Linked DNA regions of Homo sapiens: all the other regions are linked to region 1. The links are chromatin loops, found by intact Hi-C in ENCODE. Cell type or tissue: dorsolateral prefrontal cortex. All regions are shown on one strand. Each heading gives the region's core, and the rest is flanking DNA. Links, peaks and the distances in the headings are about the cores only.

The links. A loop is a pair of places that touch in the nucleus more often than their neighbours do. Peaks named below come from ENCODE experiments on the same cell type or tissue, not always from the same donor. Only the 100,000 strongest peaks of a DNase experiment are listed, where the experiment ranks them.
Region 2: a loop joins it to region 1, with 9 times the contacts of the local background. A loop is called at or near these places in 102 of 110 quality-filtered maps.
Region 3: a loop joins it to region 1, with 5 times the contacts of the local background. A loop is called at or near these places in 51 of 110 quality-filtered maps.
Region 4: a loop joins it to region 1, with 5 times the contacts of the local background. A loop is called at or near these places in 95 of 110 quality-filtered maps.

Annotation. Positions count from the first base shown.
Region 1 is chr14:35,410,943-35,415,621 of GRCh38, forward strand. No RefSeq gene overlaps it. Among named protein-coding and RNA genes, the nearest start is that of NFKBIA, 8.5 kb to the left of the region's middle. In dorsolateral prefrontal cortex, for the core only: CTCF peaks have their summits at 2,501 (motif pointing left) and 2,703; a DNase peak (open chromatin) is centred at 2,479; H3K4me3 peaks cover 795 bases; H3K27ac peaks cover 610 bases.
Region 2 is chr14:35,138,534-35,143,212 of GRCh38, forward strand. The region is part of intron 4 of PRORP (protein only RNase P catalytic subunit); the gene reads left to right. All of the region lies in intron 4 of PRORP-PSMA6 (PRORP-PSMA6 readthrough), which reads left to right. Among named protein-coding and RNA genes, the nearest start is that of PRORP, 18 kb to the left of the region's middle. In dorsolateral prefrontal cortex, for the core only: a CTCF peak has its summit at 2,408 (motif pointing right); no DNase peak of the experiment used is centred there.
Region 3 is chr14:35,226,915-35,231,593 of GRCh38, forward strand. All of the region lies in intron 5 of PRORP (protein only RNase P catalytic subunit), which reads left to right. The region is part of intron 5 of PRORP-PSMA6 (PRORP-PSMA6 readthrough); the gene reads left to right. Among named protein-coding and RNA genes, the nearest start is that of PSMA6, 63 kb to the right of the region's middle. In dorsolateral prefrontal cortex, for the core only: a CTCF peak has its summit at 2,748 (motif pointing right); no DNase peak of the experiment used is centred there.
Region 4 is chr14:35,212,959-35,217,637 of GRCh38, forward strand. All of the region lies in intron 5 of PRORP (protein only RNase P catalytic subunit), which reads left to right. The region is part of intron 5 of PRORP-PSMA6 (PRORP-PSMA6 readthrough); the gene reads left to right. Among named protein-coding and RNA genes, the nearest start is that of PSMA6, 77 kb to the right of the region's middle. In dorsolateral prefrontal cortex, for the core only: a CTCF peak has its summit at 2,321 (motif pointing right); no DNase peak of the experiment used is centred there.

The DNA of each region.
Region 1 (4,679 bases), core at 362-4,361:
TTTAAGCAATCAGATGACTTCACTAAACATCTCCTGAGGTGTGCCTGCTCTGCTGGTGCCCTAACTGCATGCCCATCTGGCTCTTGGGTAACCTGCTGCGAGGGAAGGAGGAGGCCTGCACGTGTCACCCGTGGCCAAAATTACTGGCTCTCCCTTTTCGTGGCTTGTTGGCAGTAACCAAGTAATATTTATAGGTGTGTAGCATTGTTCATGGTCTGTTGTGTTCAGGGAGAAGTTGTTGGATCAGGAAGGTGGTAAAGGCTTAAGGCAGTTTCCCCTGCATGCCGCTGTATTTGCTATTTTGTCTTGGGTGTAAATTCATTCTGAGTTTAGTCAGGGTATGAGGATACTTAGCACTAGGGAACTTCCACACAAGAGCCTGGTACTTGGCAGGGGATGAGACATAAATGATATGAGGCCCTTGTTCTTTGGCACTGAAATTAGGTGAGGAGCTCATGATCCTTCTCAGAGGGGGCCTAAGCTGTATCCACCAACGGAAACCACATGGAGAGGTAGATCCTTTCCCCCCTACGGTCTAAGGTCTTGGGAATCATTTAGGAAAAAGGAAAACAGAATCAGAGCTGCTAAGAGATAGATTCATATTACAGAGTAAGGATTTAGGAAGCTTGTTCCTGAGCCCTTTCTTGTAAGTGCTAAAATAATGCCTTTCTCAGACTTCCTTTTAGAGCCTCTATTATCTGGAGTAAAACACCGGAGTGCTTGGATGAGTATTAGAAATTGAGATTTGTCTCTGAGGCTATTAGTGGGGAACGGTACCACAAAAATATAGTTTCTGAAAGTTTTTCTTAGGTTGATTTTTTTTTTTTTTTTTTTTTGAGACAGGATCTCACCCTGTCACCCACGATGGCGTGCAGTAGCACGATTATTGCTCACTGAAGTCTTGACCTTCTGGGCCCAAGCAATCTTCCTGCCTTAGCCTCCCATGCAGCTGGGATTACAGACATGTGCTACCACACCTGGCTAATTTTTGTATTTTTAGTAGACATGGGGTTTCGCCATGTTCCTGGCCTCCAACTCCTGATCTCAGGTGATCCACCTGCCTCAGCTTCCCAAAGTGCTGGGATTATAGGCGTAAGCCACCACACCTAGCCTGGCCAGGTTTGTTTGTTTATTTATTTATTTATTTTGACACAGAGTCTCGCTCTGCTCCCCAGGCTAGAGTGCAGTGGTGTGATCTTGGCTCACTGCAACCTCCGCTTCCTGGGTTCCAGTGATTCTCATGTCTCAGCCTCCCTAGTAACTGGGACTACAGGCGCCTATCACCACGTCTAGCTTATTTTTGTATTATTTGTAGAGATGGGGGGTTTTGCCATGTTGGTCTTGAACTCCTGACCTCAAGTGATCCATCCACCTTGGCCTCCCAAAATCTGGGATTACAGGCGTGAGCCACCGTGCTCAGCCTATTTTTTTCTTTTCTTTTCTTTTTTTTTTTTTTTTTTTTTTTTTTTTTGAGATGTTGTCTCACTCTGTTGCCAAGCTGGAGTGCAGTGGCGTGATCTCGGCTCACTGCCATCTCCGCCTCCCAGGTTCAAGTGGCTCTCCTACTTCAGCCTCCTGAGTAGCTGGGATTACAGGCACGCACCATCATTCCCGGCTAATTTTTGTATTTTTAGTAGGGACAAGGTTTCACAAGGTTGGCCAGGATGGTCTCGATCTCCTGACTTCGTGATCTGCCTGCCTCAGCCTCTCAGAGTGTTGGGATTACAGGTGTGAGCCACGGTTGCTCGGCCTATTTTTAACCACTGAAAGCAAATGAGAAACAGAGTGAGAAGGATCACAAATAGAAGCCATGAGCAGAAAAAAAGGGAGAAATTGGCCTGGAACATTTTTTCTTTGTTACCAGGTGTCAGCTGTCAGAGTCCAGTCCCATGACTGTGACACAATCCATTTGGATAAGCCACTTAGCTTGGCTTAGGAATATTCATCATTTCTTATATCCCAGGGCTGTTCATAGGCTAACGTGTAGTGATTATTTGGCCAAAAACACTGATATTTTCAGAAAGTGAAGCAGATTAATGCATCACCAAATCTTTAAATGCTAATATTTGAAAATTGGGCCAGTTTGGAGGAGTGTGAGAAAAGAGGGAATGGGGTGCCCCTGTACTCATTGATTGAAACTCAAGAAGCTAGGTGGAAATGGGTGAGGTTGACAGCACAGGTATGGGTTTTGCTAGAAATCTAAATGAACATCATGAATAGAGAGTAGGGAAGCACACAGATAACCCAGTCTCGATGTTGGCTCTTCCGCCTTTAGGGATCAGGTTCATCTCCAGGTTGCCAGGGCATCAGGAAAGCACCTCGCTGGATTTCAGGGCAGGAGGAGGGGAGTCACAGGGTAAAGGGAAGAGGCTACACACAGAGCAGGAGCAGGGGCTATGGGAGTTAGGGAGGGAGCCGAGGGGGAATTTTCCCTTCACAAATGGCAGGGCAGAACACCAACATGAGGAACACAGTATATGCATGGTGCTGTCTGCAGTGACATCTTCTGGCCATTTGTGGAAGAAGTTTTCTCTGAGGCATCACCGATTCTTGAGAAGAGGAATTTAGGAATGTTGAGTTGAGGAGGTACACCGAGACTGGATATGAAGTTGTGATTGTGGTACATCACTTAACACAGTCCCAAAGGAAAGACCCCCACTTTATCTGTGAGTGTTAGTTTTCCTTCAGTGCCTGTTGCCAGTCAGCTCAGTGCATCCTGCTATTGACACGATACCCGGACCATCCTCTTCCTTCCATCTTCACTGTCCCCACGGTAGTGCGGGCTGAGTTGTACCATGGTAGCTTCTTGGTACTTTTTGTTATTGTTGTTGTTTTGAGATGGAGTCTTGCTCTGTTGCCCAGGCTGGAGTGCAATGGTGTGATCTCGGCTCACTGCAACCTCTGCCTCCCAGGTTCAAGTGATTCTCCTGCCTCAGCCTCACCAGTAGCTGGGATTACAGGCACCTGCCACCACACTCAGCTAATTTTTGTATTTTTAGTAGAGACGCAGTTTCACCATGTTGGCCAGACTGGTCTCGAACTCCTGAACTCAGGCAACCCACCCTCCTTGGCCTCCCAAAGTGCTGGGATTACAGGCGCAAGCCTGGCAAAAATGAATTATTTTTAAAGTTGAAACAGAATACCTTCCTGTGATTAAAAAAAACCAAGCAGTCTAAAAATATTACAATTATACAATTAAATCTCTCTTTTGTTTCTTTTTCTTTTTTTTTTTTTTTTTGACTTGTTGCCCAGGCTGGAGTGCAATGGCGCGATCTCGGCTCACTGCAACCTCCGCCTCCTGGGTTCAAGCAATTCTCCTGCTTCAGCCTCCCAAGTAGCTGGGATTACAGGCATGTGCCACCACGCCTGGCTAATTTTTGTATTTTTAGTAGAGACGGGGTTTTACCATGTTGGTCAGCCTGGTCTCAAGCTCCTGACCTCAGGTGATCCACTCACCTCGGCCTCCCAAAGTGCTGGAATTACAGGCATGAGCCACCGTGCCCAGCCTAAATCTCTTTTCACTGAGGCTTCTAATATGCATTTTCATTATATCATTTCCTGTAACAGAGCCTCTGTTGACCTTCCATGGGCTGCAGGAAACGGTCTGAATTCCTCAGCTGCATTTAAAGTCCTCCAGAGTCAGACTCTACCCTGCCCAGCCACTCCTCATCACCATTTCCCCCGAGCACCAACACTGTGCCAGCTGCTCTGGCCTTCATGCAGGCCTCTCCCTGCCTGTCCTAGGACCACCTTCTTTCAGCTTCCTTGCCAGGACCCACCCTTTCCAAAACTCCTTTTCTGTCTTCCTCTTCTTGGAGCCCTCTGCCCTCTTCTAAATCCTGCTAGCTTTTACAGCTTGCCTTGAATATTGGGCCACATATTGTCTTATACTGCTTAGTTATTGCTTGTGTCCCTAGTTAAACACAGAATAGTGTTGGGTGGGGCAGGGGCTGCTGGGTGGGGAGGAGACATTCATTTCTTCTGTGTCTCTCTTACCCTGGGCTTCCCTTGCCATTGATTCAGGCATGAGTATCCCCTTTGCTTCATACCTGTCATAATTTTTCTTGGACCCTCCTCCTCTGTTAATACCTCACTTTGCATGCAATCGATTTCATTCTTTTCTATCTAGAAATTATCTCAAGAGGCCATCGGGTCCAGCTTCTGCTTTCAGGCAAGTAAAGTGTTACCATTCCCATTTTACAAAGGATGCAGACACTCTGAAATAAAGGCTATTAGGAGGATGGGGGCACATCAGAGCCACCATATCCCATCCTATCCTAGAGGAATTGAATGTGAGTAGAAGTGAACAGATTATAAATAGACCTAGATAGTGTCCTCCTTCTCTTCTTTTCTTTTCTGTTGCCTGAGAGTAACCTCTGGGGTGGAGCCCAGGGTAGAGGAGGAAGGCTCCTTTTCAAACCTTCAGTTAAGGAGTTAAGGAGATAGGTGATGTCCTGGAGGCTTGCTTAGTCCAGTTCCCCAGGGCAAGATATCTAACAGGAAATTGGGGCAGAAGCTCTAGTTTAGAGGAATAGATGAGCATTTGCCTGGAGTATTCCCCATGTTAGAAATGTACTGGGGACATAGAATGGTGGGAAGGAAGCAGAATGAGAATGAGTGTTGTTGGTTGAAAGGCCATCTGACAAAGTGATGCATACTTAGACCTCTCATTGAGGACT
Region 2 (4,679 bases), core at 95-4,094, 270 kb before region 1:
ATTAAAGGAATAAATTATTAAATAATTATTAAATTATTAAATCTACTTAAAAAAATTTTGCCAACTGACCTCCATAAACACCTAAAATGAGCATTATAAAAGTTATTTTAGGCTTATATGTTTTCCCCAAATAGTACTGTTGTTCAAAACAAAGTAAATTAGATGACACCCTCTAATGTAGCGGCTTTCAACTGTGGCTGCTGGTTAGAATACTTGGGAAGTGTTTAAAACTGCTACCTGGACCTCAGCCACTAAAGATATTGATTTTTTTTTTTTAGACGGAGTCTCCCTCTGTCGCTCAGGCTGGAGTACAGTGGTGCCATCTGGGCTCACTGCACCCTCTGTCTCCTGGGTTCACATGAGTCTCCTGCCTCAGCCTCCCGAGTGGCTGGGACTACAGGTGCATACCACCATGCCTGGCTAATTTTTGTATTTTTTGTAGAGACGGGGTTTTACCATGTTGGCTAGGCTGGTGTCGAACTCCTGACCAAAAGTGATCCACCCACCTCAGCCTCCCGAAGTGCTGGGATTACAGGCATGAGCCGCCATGCCCGGCCAAAGATACTGATTTTTCATACAAGTCCTTTTGGTTTTGTTGTTAAAATTAGAGATAGGGTCTCACTGTGTTGCTCAGGCTGGTCTTGAGCTCCTGGGCTCAAGTGATTCTCCTGCCTTGGCCTCCTAAGGTTCTGGGATTACAGGTGTGAGCCACCGTGCCCAGGAATATTTTGATTTTTCAACTATAGTTTTATTGCAGTATATTTGACATACAGTAAACAGCAGATATTTAAAGTGTACAACTTTATGAGTTTTGTCATATGTATATACCTGTGGAACTGTCACTGCAATCAAGATAATGAACATATGGATCACCCCCAAAAGTTTCCTCATGCCATTTTGTAATGACTCCCTTGCCCTGCCATCCCCAGGCAACCACTATGGAATCATACAATATATACTTTTTTTTTTGGTCTGATTTGTTTTATTCAGCATAATCATTTTGAGATTTCATCCTTGTTTTGTGTCTCAATCATTCTTTCATTTTTATAATTGAGTAGTATTCCATTGTGTGACTATTTTACAATTTGTACATTTGTTGATGGACATTTAGGTTATTTCCAGTTTGGTGCTGTTATAAATAAAGCTGATTAGAACAGTCTTGAACAAGTCTTTGTGCTTTTGTTATTGTTTCCTAGGGCTGCCCTAACAAATTACCACAAACTGGGTAGCTTCAAATGACAGATATTTACTCTCTCACAATTCTGGAGGCTAGAAATCTGAAATCAAGATGTTGGCAAGGTCATGCTCCTTTTGAAGGATCCAGGGAAGAATCCTTCCTTCTCTTTCCTACCTTCAGAAGCCAGATCCTGGCAATTGATGGTGTTCCTTGGCTTTTAGCTGCATCACTCCATTCTCTGCGTCTGTCTTCATGTGGCCTTTGTGTGTGTGTATCTCTGTGTGCCATCTCTTCCTCTTATAAGGCTACAAGTTATGGGATTTAGAGCCCACCCTAATCTAGCATGACCTTGTCTTATTTCATTTACAAAGACCCTCTTTCTACATTCACATTCTGTGTTTCCTGCTAGACATAAATTTTGAGGTTACACTATTCAACCTACTACAGCTTTTTTTTTCTCTTGGGTAACTCTCTTAGGACTGGAATGGTTTGGTCTTATGGTAGATGTCTTATGGTAGATATGTGTGTGTGTGTGTCGCTTTTTCAGAAACTGCCCAACTGTTTTCCAGAGTGGTTGTACCATTTTACATTTCCACCAGCAGAGTATGAGGGCTATAGTAGCCCCACATCCTGGCTGATGCTTAGTATGGTTAAGGTTAGTCTCTTTACTGTTCTAATAGGTATGAAGTGGTATCTCATTGTGATTTTAATTTAGATTTTCCTAATGACTAATGTTGTTGAGCATCTTTTTATATGCTTAATTGCCATCCATATATCTTTGGTATAATATTTATTTGTTCAGATTTTTTGCCTATTTTAAAAATTGGATTGTTTCATTATTGAGTTGTAAGAACTGTTTCTATATTCTAGATACAAGTCCTAAGTCCAATATATTTTACAAATATTTTCTGTCAGTCTGTGGTTGACTTTCATTTCATAACATGGAGATTCTGATTTAATTGCTTTGGCTTGGTGGGGTCCAGGTATTAGGATTTTCAAAAGCTTCCAGGTGATTTTAAAGTGCAGCTAGAATCAAGGACAATTGCTTCTAATGTGAGATTTTGAGGAAACTTAAAGTATGGCAGCTTCTTTTCTGTTGAATAGTTTTGGGAGAAAAATCTCAGTTATTATATAAGGTAATTTTTTAGCTTTTCTGTTTTAAACATTTGTTTACTGTAATTAGACAACATAGCCAGCAGATGGCAATAATGTAACATATAAAAATTATTCTAGGTATGACCAAGTCCATCAGGTTAAAGGATTTGTTGAACTTTTTAAAATATTAAACTGAAAGATATCTGTCATTTCTGTGTAAGTCAGATTAGTGATAGTAGGTAGAGAAAAGAGTGGTATATGTGAATTTTAAGTGAACAAAGCAGAATTCCAAATAATTTGCATCTACTGATTTAACTACTGACACTAATTGAGTGGGCATCAGTGAAGGTCAAAAAGTGAATTTGGAGCTATGCGCATAGTGTTACTTTAATGTTAATTAGGTTTTTTTCTTATTTTCCTTCCTTCTTTTTCTTTTTTTTTTTGTTTTTGTTTGTTTGTTTTGTTTTGTTTTTTGAGACAAGTTCTTACTATTCACCCAGGCTGGAATACAGTGGCATGATCATAACTCACTGCAGCCTTGAACTCCTGGGCTGAAGTAATCCTCCTGCCTCATCCTCCTGGGTAGCTAGGATTCAGGTGTGTACCATCACATCTGGCTAATTTTTTTATTTTAATTTTTTCTGTAGAGACGGGGTCTCACTATGTTGCCTAGGCTGGTCTTGAACTCCTGGCTTCTAGTGGTCCTCCCACCTTGGCCTCCCAAAGTGCTGAGATTTCAGGTGTGAGCTACTATGCCTAGACATGGTTCTTGATAATAACATTAAATTACAGTCAGATTTTTTATATTCAACTACAAAGATAATAATTCTTTAATATTTTCATTAGAGAAAATTTCAAACATAATCAAAAAGAGACTAACATAATGGACCCCCATCCTCCATGATTATTAACTCATGACCACTTTTTTTTTGACAGGGTCTTGCTCTGTCACCTAAGCTGGAGTGCAGTGGCACAATCACGGCTCACTGCAGCTGAGACCTCCTGGGCTCAAGTGATCCTCCCACCTCAGCCTCATGAGTAGCTGGGACTACAGGCATGTGGCACAACACCTGGGCAATTTTTTTTTTTTAAGACGGAGTGTTGCTGTTGTTGCCCAGGCTGGAGTGCAATGGCACGATTTCGGCTCACTGCAACCTCTGCCTCCTGGGTTCAAACGATTCTCCTGCCTCAGCCTCCTGAGTAGCTGGGATTACAGGTGCCTGCAACCACGCCCAGCTAATTTTTGTATTTTTAGTGGAGACAGGGTTTCACCATGTTGGCCAGGCTGGTCTTGAACTCCTGACCTCAGCTGATCCATCCGCCTCGGCCTCCTAAAGTGCTGGGATTACAGGCGTGAGCCACCGCGCCCAGCCTTAATTTATTATCTTATGTAGAGATGGAGTCTCATTATGTTGCCAAGGCTGGTGTTGAACTCCTGGGCTCAAGCATTCCTCCCACCTCAGCCTCCCAAAGTGCTGGGATAATAAGTGTGAGCCACCACACCTGGAAGCTCATCCTGTAAATTATAAATTCATTGCTTTTTTTTTTTTTTTTTTCCAAGAGATGACGCCTTGCTCTTTTGCCCAAGCTGGGGTGCAATGGTGTGATCATAGCTCACTGCAGCAATGAACTCCTGGGCTGGAGCAATCCTCCCACCTCAACTTCCCAAGTAGCTAGGACTTACAGGTGCATGCCACCCTGCCCTGCTAATTTTTAAATTAAAAAAAAAAAAATTTTAGATAGGGTAGAGATGGCATTGGGCTTGGTGGCTCACACCTGTAATCCTAGCACTTTGGGAGGCCGAGGTGGGTGGATTGCCTGAGCTCAGAAGTTTGAGACTAGCCTGGACAACATGGCAAAACCCGTTCTCTAATAAAAATACAAAAAATTAGCTGGGCATAGTGGCTCATGCCTGTAGTCCTAGCTACTCGGGAGGCTGAGGCAGGAGAATTGCTTGAACCCAGGAAGCTGAGGTTGCAGTGAGCTGAGATCGCGCCACTGCATTCCAGCAGCCTAGGTGACAGAGTGAGACTCTTGTCTCAAAAAAAAAAAAATTGTAAAGATGGGATCTCACTATGTGGTCCAGGCTGGTCTTGATGCCCTGAGCTCAAGTGATCCTCTTGCCTTGGCTTCCCGAAGTGCTGGGATTACAGGCATAAGCCACCATGCTTGGCCTAAATTCTCTCTTAAACAGCTTTCTTTGTTTTCTTGTTGTAAAAAGTACTTCTTTGTAAAGCTATATTTTTCGTGTACTTTAAGAAATACTTTAGAATTGCAGTTCTTAACCTTTTGGTCTCGGGACCCTTTTACATATTTAAACATTATTGAACATTCTAGAGAGCTTTTGTTTTTTGTTTTGTTTTAAGCGAGACAGTCTCTCTCTGTTGCTCAGGCTGGAGTGCAGTGG
Region 3 (4,679 bases), core at 285-4,284, 180 kb before region 1:
TGAAGAGACAGGGTTTCACCATGTTCCCCATGGCTAGTCTTGAACTCCTAAGCTCAAGCGATCCACCCGCCTCTGTCTCCCAAAGTTCTGGGATACAGGCGTGAGCCACCGTGCCTGGCCCCAAGAAAAATTCTTACCGTCCTTGTGATATTGGTGGATTTTGGTTATCTCTAAAATCAGATTTCTTCCTTTTGATTATAAGAAACAGTTTTAATGGATTCCACTTATTTTCCTTAAAAGTTATGTTAGCCAGGCGCGGTGGCTCATGCCTGTAATCCCAGCACTTTGGGAGGCCGAGGTGGGTGGATCACGAGGTCAGGAGATGAAGACCATCCTGGCCAACATGGTGAAACCCCGTCTCTACTAAAAATACAAAAAATTTAGTCGGGCGTGGTGGCAGGCGCCTGTAGTCCCAGCTACTTGGGAGGCTGAGGCAGGAGAATGGCGAGAACGTGGGAGGCAGAGCTTGCAGTGAGCTGAGATCGCACCACTGCACTCCAGCCTGGGTGACAGAGCGAGACTCTGTCTCAAAAAAAAAAAAGTTATGTTATGACAATACAACACATTGGCATAATGTCCCCTTAGAAGCATGGAAATCATCTGTGCTTTCCTTCATTCAGGTTTCTCCAGCTTGCACCTATAAATCTGAACCAGTCCTTTAGCTTTTAATGTTCTTCTTCCTCTTCCATCCTGGTCTATCCTTACATAAGAGAACTCCCACCAAAAATATCCTTACTTCTCCCAGGGACTCTCTACTTCTCAGAGAGTCCCAGTTTATATCTTACAGCAAAATGAAATAAATAGGAATTTGGGCATATTTTAAACTTTTTTTAAAATTTTAGTTTAAAATTATAATTTTTTTCTTTATTGTTCACAGTTAAGTAACAAGTAATTTTTTTTTGCACAAGCCCGCAGAAATACGTAACAGGTAATTTAAAGACTTAAATCAGCCGGGCGCAGTGGCTCATGCCTGTAATCCCAGCACTTTGGGAGGCCGAGGTCGGTGGATCACAAGGTCAGGAGTTCGAGACCAGCCTGGCCAATATGGTGAAATCCCATCTTTACTAAAAATACAAAAATTAGCCGGGCGTGGTGGCACACGCCTGTAGTCCCAGCTACTTGGGAGGCTGAGGCAGAAGAATCGCTTGAACCCAGGAAGTGGAGGTTGCAGTGAGCCAAGATCGCGCCACTGCACTCCAGCCTGGGCGATAGAGCAAGACTCCGTCTCAAAATAAATAAATAAATGAAGACTTAAAATCATAAGTGCTAGCTTTACAATATTAATTTTTAAAAGATAATAGCCAGCCATTGAGCATTATTGCCTTCCCTTGTGTGTGAAAAAAGAAAACATAACATGTAACTCTGAATAAATATAGAGTTAAAAAAATAATTTCAACTTCTGTTTTAGATTCTGGGGCTACATGTACAGATTTGTTACACAGATATATTGCACGATGCTGAGGTTTGGATTACGAATGATCCCCTCACCCAGGTAGTGAACATAGTACCCAATAGTTAGTGTTTTCAACCCTTGCCTTCCTCCCTCCATCTCCCCGCTAGTAGTCCCAGTGTCCGTTGTTGCCATCTTTATATCCATGAGTACCCAATGTTTATCTCATACTTGTAAGTGAGAACATGCAGTATTTAGCTTTCTGTTCCTGTGTTAATTTGCATAGGATAATCGCCTCCGGCTGCATCCATGTTGCTGCGAAGGACATGATTTTGTTCTTTTCTGTGGCCACATAGTATTCCATGGTGCATATGTACCACATTTTCTTTATCCAGTCCACCATTGATGGGCATCTAGGTTGAGTCCATGTCTCTGCTATTGTGAATAATGTTGCGATGAACATATGAGTGCATGTGTCTTTTTGGTAAAATGATTTTATTTTTAATATATACCCAGTAATGGGATTGCTGGGTTGAATGGTAGTTCTAAGTTATTTGAAAAATCTCCAAACTGCTTTCCATGGTGACTGAACCAATCTATATTCCCACCAACAGTGTATGAGCCTTCCCTTTTCTCCACAGCCTTGCCAGCATCTGTTTTTTACTTTTTAACAATATCCATTCTGACTGGTATGAGATGGGATCTCATTATGGTTTTGATTTATAGTTCTCTGATGATTAGCGATATTGAGCATTTTTTCATGTTTGTTGTCCACTTGTATGTCTTCTTTTGAGAAGTGTCTATTCATGTCTTTTGCCCACTTTGTAATGGGACTATTTGTTTTTTGCTTATTAAATTGCTTAAGCTCCTTATAGATTCCTGGATATTAGATTTTTGTTGGATGCGTAGTTTGCGATTATTTTCTCCTATTTGTAGGTTATCTATTTCTTCTGTTAATAGTTTCTTTTGTTGTGCAGAAGCTCTTTAGTTTAATTAGGTCCCACTTGTTGATTTTTGTTTTTATTGCAGTTGCTTTTGAGGACTTAGTCATAAATTCTTTCTGAAGGCCGACGTCCAGAATGGTGTTTACTAGGTTTTCTTTTAGGATTTCTATAGTTTGAGGTTTTATGTTTAAATCTTTAATCCATCTTGACTTAATTTTTGTATATGGTGAAAGGTAAAGGTCCAGTTTCATTCTCCTGCTATGACTGGCCAGCTATCCCGGCACCATTTATTGAATAGGGAGTCTTTTCCCCATTAATGCTGGTATTTTAAAAGGGCATGAAGATGTTGGCCTATAGTATGCCAACCTTTTCATTTCAGTTACTCCCCACCCCTCATAAAATACTTTGTTTACATTATGCCCTGTAGATGGCAGTACTTATATGAAAAATGTAAGTTTAGAAAGAGCTTTGAGAATGATTAGCAGGTGGGGTCTTTAATGAGAAAGGCTTAATTGACATGTTCTTTGTCAATTTTTTTCATTCACTGGATTTTTTTCAAACAATCACAAGCTTTCTTTATCACTCATGATGTTTCCATTGAGTTTTCTTTCACCATCGCCTGACCTCCCTAGACCCCACTTTTGTTTCAGAAATCACATGTTACACAATCATTTTCTCTTTAGAGGGCAGTGATTAGAAACTAGTTGATTACATATATGATAGGATCCTGTGTAAACTTCTGGGTACATATTTTTTTTCTCAAGAAGCTCGAGTGCCAGCCAGATGTCATTACTGTAAATTCTTTTTTTTTTTTTTTTTTTTGAGACCAAGTATCACTCTGTGGCCCAGGCTGGAGTGCAGTGGTGCAATCTCTGCTCACTGCAACCTCTGCCTCCCAGGTTCAAGCAATTCTCCTGCCTCAGCCTCTCTAGTGGCTGGGATTACAGGTATGCGCCATAACTCCTGGCTCATTTTTGTATTTTTAGTAGAAACGGGTTTCGCCATGTTGCCCAGGCTGGTCTCTAACTCCTGGACTCAAGCAATCCACCCGCCTTGGCCTCCCAAGGTATTGGGATTACAGGCGTGAGCCACCACGCCCAACCCATTACTGTAAATTCTGATAGAGATGGGGAAAGCAGTATCACATAGCTTTCAAATATGATTTCATTACAAATCTACAGTTATAGGGTCAATCAAGTATATCTTTGAGCGGGAGAAAGTAACTCATTCAGGAATATGAAAAGCTGTCTTGTTCTCCCTAAACATTGGGGATTTTGACTGTGGGATTCATTTAGTAAGTATTCATCGAGTACTTATATGTTAGGCACTGTGCTGGGTAGGTATCCTGCATTACAATTATGAAAGGACATAGTCCGTACTCTCAGATATGCCTTTTCAAGTTAGTGAAACCTGGTGATTCTTGTGAAAGAGGTATGTGGAAGATACGGTAAAAGCACAGAATAGGAATAGATGGTTATGGCAGATATTACCAATTAATTACAACACACTTTTCTTCCAAGTCTGCTGGTCTCAAACTCCTCCACAACACTTGAGAAGCTGGTATTGTTCAATCAAAGAAGACATGCAAGAAGCCTGTTGCCTAAACATGGCATGGTGGGAGTAGTGCCTAAGATACTACTGAGAAATGTTATGCAGTATGCCACCAACTGTGTAAAGACAGGAAAAGAGAACACACACACACACACACACACACACACACACACACACACACTTGCTTGTTGATGTCTAGTCTCTAGAAGGCTACTGAAGAAATGGATAATACTGGTTGCCTCTCGGGAGAACAGCTAGGTGGCTGGGGGATGGAGTGGGAGAGAAACTTTTTATTGAATATCATTTGGTTTCTTTTGGAGTTTGAGCCATGTGAATTTATTACCCATACAAAAATGAAGTTCAAGGTTTACTACCTTACATCACATTACCATGTCTGAGGAGAATATATACCAGTTGTCTTTTATTTGGTGGGTTTTTTAATCTACTAAACTCCTAATCATATACTAAATAGAATAAAAGTATTGCCAAGGATCATTTAAGTATCTTGTAACACTTTTTGTTTTGGTTATGGGAAATTACCAGTTTTTATTTTTCACGCTTCTCAACTAGTATATCCTGATAAACCTTGAGTGGCTGAGAGTGGAAGTGGTTCCTCCCACAAAAGCCAACTATAGATTTTTTTTTATGTACAGCAAAGAGCTATGTGTTTTTGTATTTGTTTGGCTTTGTTGTTTTAATGGAAATTATACATGAGCTATGCCAGATAATCCTGGCAGAAAACAGATTGTGAACAGAAAACATATGGTTAGTAAGTCCATTTGCATTGCTCAGAA
Region 4 (4,679 bases), core at 313-4,312, 200 kb before region 1:
AACTCACTGCAGCTTCTCCATCAGCACTTGCTACTTCGTCTTACACTTTTATGTCATGGAGATGCCTACTTTCTTTAAACCTCATGAGCCAACCTCTGCCAACTTCCAGCTTTTCTTCTGCAGCTTTCTTGCCTCTCTCAAACTTCATAGAATTGAAGAGAGTTTAGGGCCTTGCTCTGGATTACGTTTTGGTGTAAGGGCATGTTGTGGCTGGTTTTGTCTTCTACCCAGGCCACAAAAACTTCATCTCAGCAATAGGCTGTTTTGCTTTCTTTATCGTTTGCGTGTTCACTGGCATAACACTTTAAATTTCCTTCAAGAACTTTTCCTGGTTGGGCACGGTGGCTCATTCCTATAGTCCTAGCTTGGAAAGCTGGTGGGAGGATCACTTCAGCCCAGGAGTTCAAGGCTGCAGTGAGCTGTGATTGCACAACTGCACTCCAGTCTGCAGAGTGAGATCCTGTCTCCTTAAAAAAAATAAAATAAAAATAAAGGAAAAAAACCTTTTTCTTTGCATACACAACTTGGGTAACTGGCACAAAAGGCCTAGCTTTTGACCTGTCTTGGCTTTCAACATGCCCTCCTCACTAATCATCTGTAGATTTTTATTTAAGGTAGGAAATGTGCAACTCTTCCTTTCACTTTTGAACACTTAGTGGTCATCACAGGGTTAATTGGCCTAATTTTGATATTATTATGTCTTGGGGAAAGGGAAGAGAGGGAGAGAGATGGAAGAACAGCTGATGGGTGGAGCAGTCAGAACACACACAACATTTATCGATTAGATTCTCCATCTTACGTGAGTGTGGTTCATGGCACCCCAAAACAATTACAGTAGTAACATCCAAGATCACAGATCACTATGACAGATATAATAATAATGAAAAATTGGAAATATTGTGAGAAGTACCAAAATGTGACATAAAGACAAGAAGTGCTGTTGGAAAAATGGTACTAATAGACTTGCTAAACACAGGACTGCCACCAATCTTCAATTTGTAAAAAATGAATATCTGTAAAGTAATGTGCAATAAAATAATGTATACCTGTATCATATTCCCTGTGCATCTGCTTAGTACACTTTAAAGACTGTTAATGGTGATGATGATAAAAGCCACACATTCTTTATTCATCACTTGTCAGAATGTTCATTTGTTTATTTTAGTGAGTCATCCTTCAAATAAGAGGAAAACAGCATGTTCTTTCAAAGAATACTGTCTGGGAAGCAAGGGTACTTCTCAGATCTAGGAGCAGGAGAATGAGAAAAGCTGAAATGACAAGCCCTGTATTATTTTTGAAGAAGAGTTGTATTTTTTATGGGTAGCCATTTGTAAACCAGCCTAAATAATGAAATTGTAGGAGTTTAGAATAATATCCCAGTACATTAGGTCAATTATGTGGTCAGAAGCCCCAAACAAATATTGAGTGTATTCTCATATTACGATTTTGTTTTCTGAAGTTAAATGGAATGATTTATATGCTTATCTTCTGTTGCATCTTAAAAAGATGTATTATTAGTAGACAAATGCAGAGGTTGTGTGGTTATATAAGTTATCTATTACTCTGACTTCTTAAGCAGCAGGGCAAGAATGGACATGTTTTTCTAAAATAAGACTTTTCTCCATCTTACATGGGTGTGGTTCCTGGCACCCCAAAACAAAGCTGGGGCCGGGTGTGGTGGCTCACGCCTATAATCTCAACACTTTGTGAGGCTGAGGTGGGTGGATCATCTGAGGCCAGGAGTTCGAGACCAGCCTGGCCAACATGGCGAAACTGCATCTCTACTAAAAATACAAAAATTATCTGGGTGTGGTGGTGCACACCTGTAATCCCAGCTACTTGGGTGGCTGAGGCAAGAGAATCGCTTGAACCCAGGAGGCAGAGGTTTCAGTGAGCCGAGATCGTGCCACTGCACTCCAGCCTGGGCGACAGAGCGAGACTCCCATCTCAAAACAAAACAAAGGTGGGTGTCTTGAGTGCCTTTTGAGTATAGGCCTTCAGACTTTCTGAGGATTGGGAAAGCATTTTTTTTTAACCTTAAAATATTTATTGAATAAAGAATGGCAAGATCAGAAAAATAAGCTCTGGTTAGGATTTGATGTGGGGCTTCATTCTCAGCTCTGTTGCTACCTCCTTTTATGATCTTCGGTGGTCTCTTTTCCTGTTCAAACCCCAGTTTCCTTATTTATAAGGAGATAATGAGGAGACCAGACTTAATATTCTCTAAAGATTCTTTCAGCTCTAAAAACTTAATGATTCAAGCAGGTTGCCTGTGAAGAACAATGCATTTCTTCCAAAAGAGGGTGCTGTGGTATTTCTCAGTACTTTAGCATCTTCTTGAAAGGAACTGAACAATGGTAGAATCTCAGCTTAATTTTGTGTCTTCAGACTCCCAACCTTTGAGAAATAGTGTCTAATTCCTTCCTTTATTTAGATGAGGCGATATAAACCAATTCCTGATGTTACTGACACTTAAGTAAGTTTCAAAGAAAAAAATAAAAAATACACATAATTTTACCAGGCAAATATAGACAGTTTTGTCAGATGTGGTGGCTCCCAGCACTGCAGGAGGATCACTTGAGGCTGGTAATTTGAAACCAGCCTAAGCAACAAAGTGACCGTGACTCAAAAAAAAAAATTAAAAATTATCTGGGAATGGTGGCGTCTGCCTATAGTCCTAGCTGTTTTGTTGGCTTGGAGGCGGAAGGATTGCTTGAGCCCAGGAATTCCAGGTTTCAGTGAGCTATGATTGAGCAATTATTTCACCACTGCACTCCAGCCCAGGTGACAGAGTAAGACTCTATCTCTCTTTTTTTTTTTCTTGGGGGGACAGGGTCTCACCCTGTCGCCCAGACTAGAATGCAGTGGCATGATCTCGGCTCACCACAGCCTCCACCTCCTGGGTTCAAGCAATTCTCCTGCCTCAGCCTCCTGAGTAGTTTGGATTACAGGTGCCCACCACCACGCCTGGCTAATTTTTGTATTTTTAGTAGAGACCGGGTTTCACCACGTTGGCCAGCCTGGTCTTGAACTCCTGACCTCAAATGATCCACCTGCCTCGGCCTCCCAAAGTGCTGGGATTATAGGCATGAGCCACCGCACCCAACCGTAAGACTCTAGCTTTAAATATAAATTACATATATGTATATATTTATATTTATATATAATATATAATATATTTATATAATACATTTATATTAGAGAGAGAGAAGGAGAGAGAGAGATAGTTTTAACATTTTGATGTATTTTCACTCTTATTCAACTTCTTCCCATAAAATTGAGAAAATATATAAATTATGTGTGCGTGTGTGTCATTTTATTTGTTTTTGTCTTTTTCCTTTCTGGGTTTTTTTTGTTGTTGTTGTTGTTTTGACAAGGTCTTGTTCTGTTGCCCAGGCTGGAATAGAGTGGCATGATCACAGCCCACTGCATTCTCAACCTCCTGGGCTCAAGCAATCCTCCCGCCTCAGCCCCCAAGTAGCTGGGACCAGAGGCACGTGCCACCACACCTGGCTAATTTTTTTATTTTTAGTAGAGATGAGGTCTCACTAGGTTGTCCACACTGGTATATCACATTTTATTTATCCATTCATCAGTTGAGTTGTTCCTACTTTTTGGCTATCATGAATAATACTACTGTATGAACATTTTTGTGCCTGTTTTTGTGTTGACATGTGTTTTTATTTCTCTTTAGTATATATGTAGGAGTAGAATTGTCAGTTCATATAGTAATTCTTCTATTAGGTTTTTGAGAAACTGTCAGACTTTTTTCTCCAAAGGGCTGTACCATTCTACATTCTCACCAGCAGTATATAAAGGATCTAATTTCTCCATATCCTTGCTAGCACTTGTTGTTAACTGTCTTTTTTATTATAGTCGTACTAATAGGTGTGAAGTGGTATCGTAAGTGATTTTTGACTCGTGTTTCTCTGATGGCTAATGATGTTGAGCATCTTTTAATATGCTTATTAGCCATTTGTGTATAGTCTATGGAGAAATGTCCATTCAGATCCTTTGCCTATTTTAAAATTGGATTGATTTTCTTTTATTATTGAATTGTAAGAGTTCTTTATGCATTTTGGATATTAGGTCCTTCTCAGATATATATTTGCAAAATTTTCCCCCCATTCTGTTTTTGGCTTCACTTTCTTGAAGATGACTTTTGAAGCACAAAAGTTTTTAATTGTGATGATGTCCAATCTATTTTTTTTCTTTCATAACTTGTCTTTTTGGTTTTGTACCTTAAGAAACCATTGTCTAGGGTGGGCGCAGTGGCTCACGCCTGTAATCCCAGCACTTTGGGAGGCCAAGGTGGGCAGATCACCTGAGGTCAGGAGTTCTAGACCAGCCTTGCCAACATGGTGAAACCCCATCTCTACTGAAAATACAAAAATTAACCTGGCGTGGTGGCAGGCACCTGTAATCCCAGCTATTTGGGAGGCTAAGGCAGGAGAATCACTTGAACCTGGGAGGCAAAGGTTGAAGTGAACCAAGATTGTGTCACTGCACTCCGGCCTGGGTGACAGAGCAAGACTCTGTCTCAAAAAAAAAAAAAAAAAGAAAAGAAACCATTGTTTAATCCAAAGTAACAATGATTTACATCTTTTTTTCTAGGAGTTTTATAGTTTTACATTTAGGTTTTTTTTCTCTTTGAGTTGATTTTTGTACTTGGTATGAGT